2 separate regions of the Homo sapiens genome follow, and region 2 is linked to region 1. Evidence: read pairs that join two places in POLR2A ChIA-PET (ENCODE). Cell type or tissue: PC-9. All regions are shown on one strand. Links, peaks and the distances in the headings refer to the core of each region. The heading gives the core; the rest is flanking DNA.

What was found. Peaks named below come from ENCODE experiments on the same cell type or tissue, not always from the same donor. Only the 100,000 strongest peaks of a DNase experiment are listed, where the experiment ranks them.
Region 2: POLR2A ChIA-PET joins it to region 1 with 28 read pairs; 1 of 35 experiments calls an interaction of 5 or more read pairs at or near these places.

What each region holds. Positions count from the first base shown.
Region 1 is chr20:3,444,143-3,448,624 of GRCh38, reverse strand. No RefSeq gene overlaps it. Among named protein-coding and RNA genes, the nearest start is that of ATRN, 25 kb to the left of the region's middle. In PC-9, for the core only: no CTCF peak of the experiment used is centred there; a DNase peak (open chromatin) is centred at 1,754.
Region 2 is chr20:4,571,539-4,576,020 of GRCh38, reverse strand. LOC105372510 (a long non-coding RNA gene) reads left to right here and starts at 3,949. Exons shown (of 3, transcript XR_937214.3): 1 at 3,949-4,045. In PC-9, for the core only: no CTCF peak of the experiment used is centred there; a DNase peak (open chromatin) is centred at 2,000.

The DNA of each region.
Region 1 (4,482 bases), core at 118-4,117:
CTGGGCAACATGAGAACCTTTCTCTTAAAAAAAAAAAAAAAAAAAAAGGCCGGGCACGGTGGCTCACACCTGTAACCTAGCACATTGGGAGGTCGAGGTGGGCAGATCACCTGAGGCTGAGGTCGGGAATTCGAGACCAGACTGACCAACGTGGAGAAAGCCCGTCTCTACTAAAAATACAAAATTAGCTGGGCGTGGTGGCGCATGCCTATAATCCCAGCTATTCGGGAGGCTGAGGCGGGAGAATTGCTTGAACCTGGGAGGTGGAGGTTGCGGTGAGCCAAGATCATGCCATTGCACTCCAGCCTGGGGGAAAGAGCCAAACTCAAAAAAAAAAATTCTTAATTTTTATGTCCTTGAATTTATTGTTTCCTTTATAGTTAGTGGTTTTTGTGACCTGTTTAAGAAATATTTGTCAGGCCAGGCACCGTGGCTCACACGTGTAATCCCAGCACTTTGGGAGGCCTAGGCAGGCAGATCACTTGAGGTCAGGAATTCGAGACCAGCCTGTCCAACATGGCGAAACCCCGTCTCTACTAAAAATACAAAATTTAGCCAGGTGTGGTGGTGCACCTCTGTAATCCCTGCTACTCGGGAGACTGAGGCAGGAGAATCGCTTGAACCCGGGAGGCAGAGGTTGCAGTGAGCCAAGATCGTGCCACTGTACTCTAACCTGGGTGACAGAGAGAGACTCCATCTAAAAAAAAAAAAAAATTGTCTACTCTTTGACAGTGAAACATTTTTCCTACATTTTTTTCTCTGAACATTTCATTGTTTGCCCTTAATATTTAGATGTTATAGTGTGTATGGTATGAGAAAGAAGTCAATTTTCATTTCTCCATATGGATACTAGTGCTGATAATTTACCTTTCCATTTTCTGCTTGTGAACACTGGGACTGGGGCCTGTGAATTATGTTTCTCAGCCTTCCTTGTTGATCGTTTCCCATTAGGCTCTCCAAGAAGAGATACATGGGCAGGAGATCAGAAGGCAGCAGAAAGAAGTCTTTCTTCTTTTTCCTTTCTTCTCAGTCTTTCCTTCTTCCTCTTTGAAGTGGAGGCCCCTCCTTCAAAGTTGAAGCTCTGGCAACATGTTCCTCCTCCCTGGGCCCAGCTCCTTTCTCTGCACTCTTAGATTCTGGTGGCACCACCTCCCCTACATTTGTTCCCTAAATGCTAGAAGAGACTGGAGTTACTTTTCTCTGGGTTACCTCATCTTCTTTTTGATCTTTCAGATTTCCATCACCTGTCTAACCACTTCTCTATACCAACTTTTCTGTTTCAGCACCATTTAACCGAAAAGGCTCTCCTTTCCCTGCTGCTCTGCAGAGCCATCTTTGTCATAAATTGTTTAAATATGGTCTAGTTTTCTATCTTAACACCAATACCATACTGTCTTGAGTACTAACTTTTAAAAATTTATTTTATTACTATTATTTTTTTAAGACAGGGTGTCGCTCTGTCACCCAGGCTGGAGTGCAGTGGCGTGATCACCACTCACTGCAGCCTCCACCTCCCAGGCTCACGTGATCCTCCCACCTCAACCTTCCTAATCACTGGGACCACAGGCACTCACCACCTTGCCCAGCTAATTTTTGTGGTTTTTTTTTTTTTTCTTTTTCGTAGAGATAGGGTTTCGCTGTTTTGTCCAGGCTGGCCTCAAATTCCTGGGCTTGAGCGATTCTTCCTCCTTGGCCTCCCAAAGAGCTGCAATTACATACATGAGCCACCACACCCAGGTTCTAACTTTTTAGTAAGTCTTGGTATCTGGTAGAACGAGTCCTCCCACCTTGAGCCAATATCACGCTCCATTACTGTAGTGATTAAGGAAATGCTTTTTTCTCTATTACCCGAAGGAGTCTGTGTAAGACTGAAATTATTTATTCCTTAAATGTTAATATGACTTGCCAGTAAAGCCATGTGAGCCTTAAATTTTCTTTGAAGAGAAGTTTTAAATTATGAATTCAGGTACTTTAAAAGTTAGAGGAGTTTTTCAAGTTTTCTATTTTTTCTTGTATCATTTTTGTATTTTCCCTAGGATTTCCACCTTAATTTTTAAATTGATTGATATAAAATGTGTCCATAATATCCTCTTTTTAGTTTTTAGAATTTATAGGATCAGAAGTGATGCCTCTGTTATATTCCTGAGACTGTTCTCTTTTTTCTTGATCAGGATCACAAAAGGTTTATCAATTTCATTAGTCTTTTCAGAGAACCAATGTGTGGCTTCATTAATCCTCTCTTTTGTATGCTTGTTTTCTAGTTAATTAATTTTTTCCAGGTGGAAGCTGGGGCTGTGGAGAAAACACACACACACCACTCAAAGTAGAGAGAAAATGGCTTTCCCCCCTCTACCTGCTAGTTTTCTGAGAATGCCCCTATCGGCTGAACCAAAGTCTAGGACATGTAGCTCCCTGTATTTCAGAGTAGAAAAGAGAAAGGAAGAAAAGAATAGGCAGAAAGAAAGAATGGCAAACAACAAGCCTGTAGATCTATTTTGTCAGTTTCTGCAAGAAATATGTTAAAATGTCTCACCATGATCATAGACACATCTATTTCTACTTCTAGTTCTGTTGATTTAGCATTTTATTTTGAGGACGATATTAGTAGGTGCCTACAAATTTAGAATTATTACATCTTCCTGGAAAATTGCCTTTTTTCTGAGACGGAGTCTTTCACTGTCACCTAGGCTGGAGTGCAGTGGTGTGATCTCGGCTCACAGAGTGCAACCTCTGCCTCCTGGGTTCAAACAATTCTTGTGCCTCAGCCTCCTGAGTAGCTGAGCTTACGAGTATGTTCTACCACACCCGGCTAACTTTCATATTTTTAGCAGAGACAGGGTTTCGCCATGTGGGCCAGGCTGGTTTTGAACTCCTGGCCTCAAGTGATCCACCTGCCTCCCAAAATGCTGGGATTACAGGTGTGAGCCACTACACCCAGCCAAAATGACATTTTATCATTGTGAATTATGAGTCTTATATTTGTCTCAGTTCTTCTTTTTCTTTTTTAATATATAGAGACCGTGTCTCGCTATGTTGCCCAGGTAGGTCTCAAACTCCTGGCCTCAAGTGATCTTCCTGCCTCAGCCTCCCAAAGTGCTGGGATTACAGGTGTGAGTCACTGTGCTCGGCCTGTCTCAGCTTTTCTAACACCTATTCCTCTCCTTTCTTTCCTTCTGACTGATTAATATAGTTCATTATTCCATTTTTTGTTTCTGCTAATTTGAATGTTAAACAATCTTTTTCTAGTAATTTAGCAGTGACCCTCAAAATCATAATGTTTATCATTGCCTCATCCAGTCTAATGTGAATTGATCCATTAACCCTCCTCCTGGGCAATGCAAGGACCTTAGAACACTTTTAAGTCCTTTTACACACACCTGACATATGGCCATTGTTGCACATATGCATGTAGTTTTTTGTTGTTTTTTTTTTGAGACTGAGTTTTGCTCTGTCACCAGGCTGAAGTGCAGTGGCGTGATCTCAGTTCACTGCTGCAATCTCCAACTGCATGGTTCAAGCAATTCTCCTGCCTCAGCCTCCCGAGTAGCTGGGATTACAGACACACACCACCACGCCCAGCAAACTTTTGTATTTTTTTTAGTAGAGACAGGGTTTCACCATGTTGGCCAGGATGGTCTTGATCTCCTGACCTCATGATCCGCCCGCCTCAGCCTCCCAAAGTGCTGGGATTACAGGCATGAGCCACCACACCCTGCCTACATATGGTTTTTATCCAACAAAACATCATGACTATCATTTTAAATGACCAATGTACATTAATATTTACCCACATTTTACACTTATATTTACCCACATATGTTCCATTTTGTTACTCATTATTTCTTTCTGCATCTCTGGTCTTCTATATTAGAGTCATTTTCTTTCTACCAGAAACACACCTCTTATACTTTCATTTAGTTATGGTCTATAGATGACAAAGTATTTGTTTCTGAATTCTATTTCTTATTTTTTAGAGACCGAGTCTCGCTCTGTCGCCCAAGCTGAAGTCCATTGGCACAATCAGGGCTCACTGCAGCCTCCAACTCCTGGGCTGAAACAATCCTCCAACCTCAGCCTCCCAAGTAGCTAAGAATACAGGCATGTGCTACCACACCTGGCTAATTTTTTGTTTTGTTTTGAGATGGAGTCTCGCTTTATTGCCCAGGCTGGTCTCAAACTCCTGACCTCAAGGGTTCCTCTCACCTTGGCCTCCCAAAGCACTGGGATTACAGGCATGAACCACACCCAGCATTCATTGAGCTTTAAACTTCAGTTATTCCAGTTTTTATTTACTAGAAACTCTAATAACTGAATAACTTCAGTTATTCTAGTAAACTAATATTTACTAGAAAATTATTAGTTATTCTAGTAAATATAATACTATATTACTAGTAAATATAATATATATTATATTTAATATGATGTTGAATATACTAATATAACACTATAAATATTACTATTATAATAGTACTATTATATTAC
Region 2 (4,482 bases), core at 311-4,310, 1.1 Mb before region 1:
TTTAAGCTGCTACTTTGGGGGATAATTTGTTATGCAGCAATATAACTAATATTGATTTTTTTTGAGATGGGACAAAGAATAGTATATTTGTGGGTTGATGGGTAGAATTTAGTAATGAGGGAAAAGTTGATGTAGGAGAGAGAGAGGAGAATTTCCAGAGGGATGTTCTTCTGTAGGTAAGAGAAGATGCAACTTGATTTACCAGTGAAGAAGTTGACCTGATTTTAGGCAATTTTTCTATAGTAGCAGGTGGTAAGATGCAGGTAGATGGTTAGACGTGGTGGTGGGAGAAAAAAGTGGTTGAGAGGACTTACCTCTCAGTGTAGCATGTAATTAAGTGCCCACATTCTGTGGGGGAGACCTGAGTTCCAGTTCTGTCTCTGCTCTGTGCTACCTGTAAGATGCTGGGCAAATTATTAACCTCTTCAGGGCTTGATATGTAGGACATCTGCAAACATTTGTACTGTCAATCAATTCACAGGATTCAAGGGATGTTAGAGGACATCTAGTCCAAGATTTCTTTTTGTTTGTTTGTTTTGTTTTGAAACAGAGTCTTGCTCTGTTACCGAGGCTGGAGTGCAGTGGTGCAATCTTAGCTCACTGCAACCTCTGCCTCCCGGGTTCAAGCGATTCTCCTGCCCCAGCCTCCCAAGTAGCTGGGATTATAGGCATCCACCACTACGCCCGGCTCACTTTTGTATTTTTAGTAGAGACAGGCTTTCACCATGTTGGTCAGGCTGGTCTTGAACTCCTGACCTCAGGTGATCCGTCCGCCTCGACGTCCCAAAGTGCTGGGATTACAGGCATGAGCCACCATGCCCAGCCTAGTCCAATATTTATTTTGTTAACTCTGTGTTTGTGTATGTTTGTGCCAGAAAATTATCACTAAATAAACAGAATAAAATACATTGAATTGCAAAGAAAATTGACTAAACTCTATTTATTAAAATGTTAAGAGAAAATAAATTTGTAATATAGTCATATATGTGTTTCATGAATGCACATTAAAAATAAGATCTAGACACAGGTTTAAAAACTTCAGTTTTTGAAATTTTTGTATTTAAAAAAATTTTTTTTATAGAGACACGCTCTCCCTATGTTGCCTAGGCTGGTCTCGAACTCCTGGACTCAAACAGTCCTCCTGCCTTCCAAAGTGCTGGGATTACAGGCACGAGCCACTGTACCCAGCCAATCTTCAGTTTTTAAGTAGTAATGAGAATAAAAGATATTATAAAATATTTGCAGAATCCTTAATGTGACATAAAACGTCTGTGATTTCTATTGGCGACAGTCATGGATGGTATTAATACTAATTGCCTACATTCATCATTGAAGGACATGTTGAATTTCAGTTGGATGCTGACAAAAATAAAATTTTTTTCTATGCAAATTTTACCAATTCCCTCAATTCTGGGGCTGTAGATCACAAGTTGGGGACCCTGACCCGGGCCAATCCCTCTATCATATAAAGATGAGGAGACCGAGCCTTGGGATGCAAACTGTCAGGACTGCACACATACTCTATGGCTGACCTGGAGCAGGAACCCAATTCTTGTATCTCCCACTGCAGTGGCTTTTGATTACTCTCCTTAAAATGTTTCAAATGGAATGACTAAGTACTCCATGAACCGTAGCAGCTTTTACCTTCCTTTAAAATGATTCTCAGCATTTAAAGGGGCTTTACCAGAACCGATGACTGAGCAGATTAGGGGTTACTTATTTCTGTTTCCTGTGTTGATGAGGTTTTCCCTTCCCCTCCCCACCTCTCGAGGTCTCAGTGCCTCCCTGTCGTTTTCTTCCTCTGCTCCCTCTCTCCGTGGGTGTATTTCTGACTCTGCATCCTTTGCTTTGTGCTATCCTGGAGTTTCTCTCCATCTGTCACTTGGTTCTCCCCTCTTTCCCAGCAGATTTAGACGTCTAGGTGAAGGAGACTTGGAGAATTCTTGGACAAAGTCCCCTGAGGACATGGTAAGTAAGCTCACAGTGTGTGCGTCATCTGTTTGGCGCACTTGGAAACCCTGCATTAGCTCATTCACCACAAAGCAAATATATGCTAGCATCCCAGAAACTGGCCTAGAGCCTTTTTCACCCTCTGTTATAAATCCCCCTAGGTGGCATTGATAGATTTCAGGGGTTCCCACTGAGCCTTTTTCATTAAGATGTTATATTTTCCCCTTGGTCTCTGCCAAAATGTTTTGTAAGTACTTACAGGGGACAGCAAATAAAATGTTCATGTTTTTGTGTTCCTCCTTAGTGTAGTATCTTCTACCACAGATACCTTTTGGGCTATTGCTGGTACAGTTATCCAGGTAAAAGACAGAACCATGTCACGTGTTAAACAGTAGGATTTATCTCTTGTGTTAGGAATAGACCACTTAGATAAAACTCTCCCTTTTAAATGATATTAGAGCTTTCCTGTATACCAGGTTCATTTTTTTCCACATTGTTACTGAGTGGTTAGGTGGAGAGCACAGGAACATTTACACTCAGTCTCTAAACTCACAGTGCTCTCAAAAGACTCGGAGAGACACACTCGAAGCTGAATAATCATTTAATAGTTGCTTAATAAATTTGAAGTAAGTACAATAATGGCCCCCAAAGATGTGCACATCCTAATCCGTGAAAGCTGTGAAATGCTGGGTTACAAAACAAAAGGAATTAAGGCAAGAGACTCTGAAACAGGGAGATTATTTTCAATAACCGAGGTGAGCCTGATGTCATTATATGGGTTCTTAAAAGTGAAGAGGGGCCGGGCGAGGTGGCTATAATCCCAGCACTTTGGGAGGCTGAGGTGGGCAGATCACCTGAGGTCAGGAGTTCAAGACTGGCCTGGCCAACATGACAAAACCCCGTCTCTACTAAAAAAAAAAAAAAAAAAAAAAAAAAAAAAAAAAAAAAAAAAAAAAAAAAAAAAAAATTAGCCGGGTGTGGTGGCATGCGCCTGTAATCCCAGCTACTTGTACTTGGGAGGCTGAGGCAGGCAGAATTGCTTGAACCCGAGAGGCAGAGGTTGCGGTGAGCCAAGATTACGCCACTGCATCCAGCCTGGGCTACAGGCTCCGTCTCAAAACAAAACAAAACAAAAACAAAAACAAAAACAAAAAAAAAAAAAAAGAAGAGGAAGGCACACAAGATTGGAGAGATGTGAGAACCAGAAAAAAGGAAGGAAAAATACAAAATGTGAGAGGAGCTCAACCTGGCTTTGAACAATCAGAATAAGCAAGGAAATGGATTTTGCTCTAGAGGATCCAAAAAGGAACACAGTCCTGCTGGCGCGTTGATTTTACCTTAGTGAGACCCATGTCAGACTTCTGACATGCAGAATTGTTGGATAATAAATATATGTTTTTTAAGACGCTTGGTTTGTGATAACTTTTTATAGTAGCAGTAGAGACTAATGCAATAATAAAGACAAGGTGGTATGCAATCATGTTTCATGTGAGAAATATACACAATTTGCTATGTGTTCAATGCCACAGAATGGGATAATTTTGCCGTGTGTGTGGGGGTGTGTGTGTATGTGTGTCCAGTCGATGGGAATGTTTAGAAGTATGGTGGCATATTGAATTAATGGGTCCAAATGTTTACCCCTCCCTGTATTCACTCTTTGCTATGTAGCTCTGCATTCCTTCCCACTGAAGTTGGGGTGTATTTTTCTACCCTTAATTCTGGGCTTGGCCATGTGCCAAGTCCCTCTTTCCTAGTGGACATCACAGTTTTGCTGAAAGAAGCCGTTCCCCCTCACAGTTTTGTCTTTGTTACGTAACGACTCTAGCTGATAGGTCTTGATTGGTCCAAGTCAGTCATGGCAGTCTCATTCTTCTTACTTGGGATTGGTTCAAGGGTGGGCTTGTAACCTAGTTTTGACCAATGAGATGTCACTTCCCCTGGAGGTTTCTGGGAAAGTTTTTTGTTAATCCTGAAAAGGAGGGAGAAGAGGATCATTTCTTCACCTGGACACTGTCATTTCTGCATGTGACGTCTGGAACCTATGTATTCATCTTGGGACTTAAAAGAATTAAGGAGAGGACAGAGCTGATCTATTGTAAATGATGACATGCAACTGGGGAATGCTTTGTCCCTTGCGTTGTTTCAGAGTTACTGAATTACCGACTTGGAGGGGCTCCAATTTTGTGTTAGTCATGTAATACATTTTCTTATTGTCTAAGCCATTCTGAGTTGATGTTTCTGCTGTATAAAGCTGAAAATAGTTTTCAAATGCAAAATTTCACTTCTCTGGTTAAAACTTCTCAATGATTTCCCTATGCCCATAAAGGTCAAAAGCCACTGGCATGGCCTGTAAGGCCCCACCCCCTCGGGCTCCTGACTGCCTTCCTGCTTCCTCTCCTGTGCCTTGTTTCTCATCATCCTTGCCACCCTTTTTTAATGTGCCATGGTCCTCTTGCCTCAAGACTGTGGCAGATGCTATTCCCTATGGAAGAATGCTATTCCTTCTACTTTACATGGTAACCCTTGCTCCCT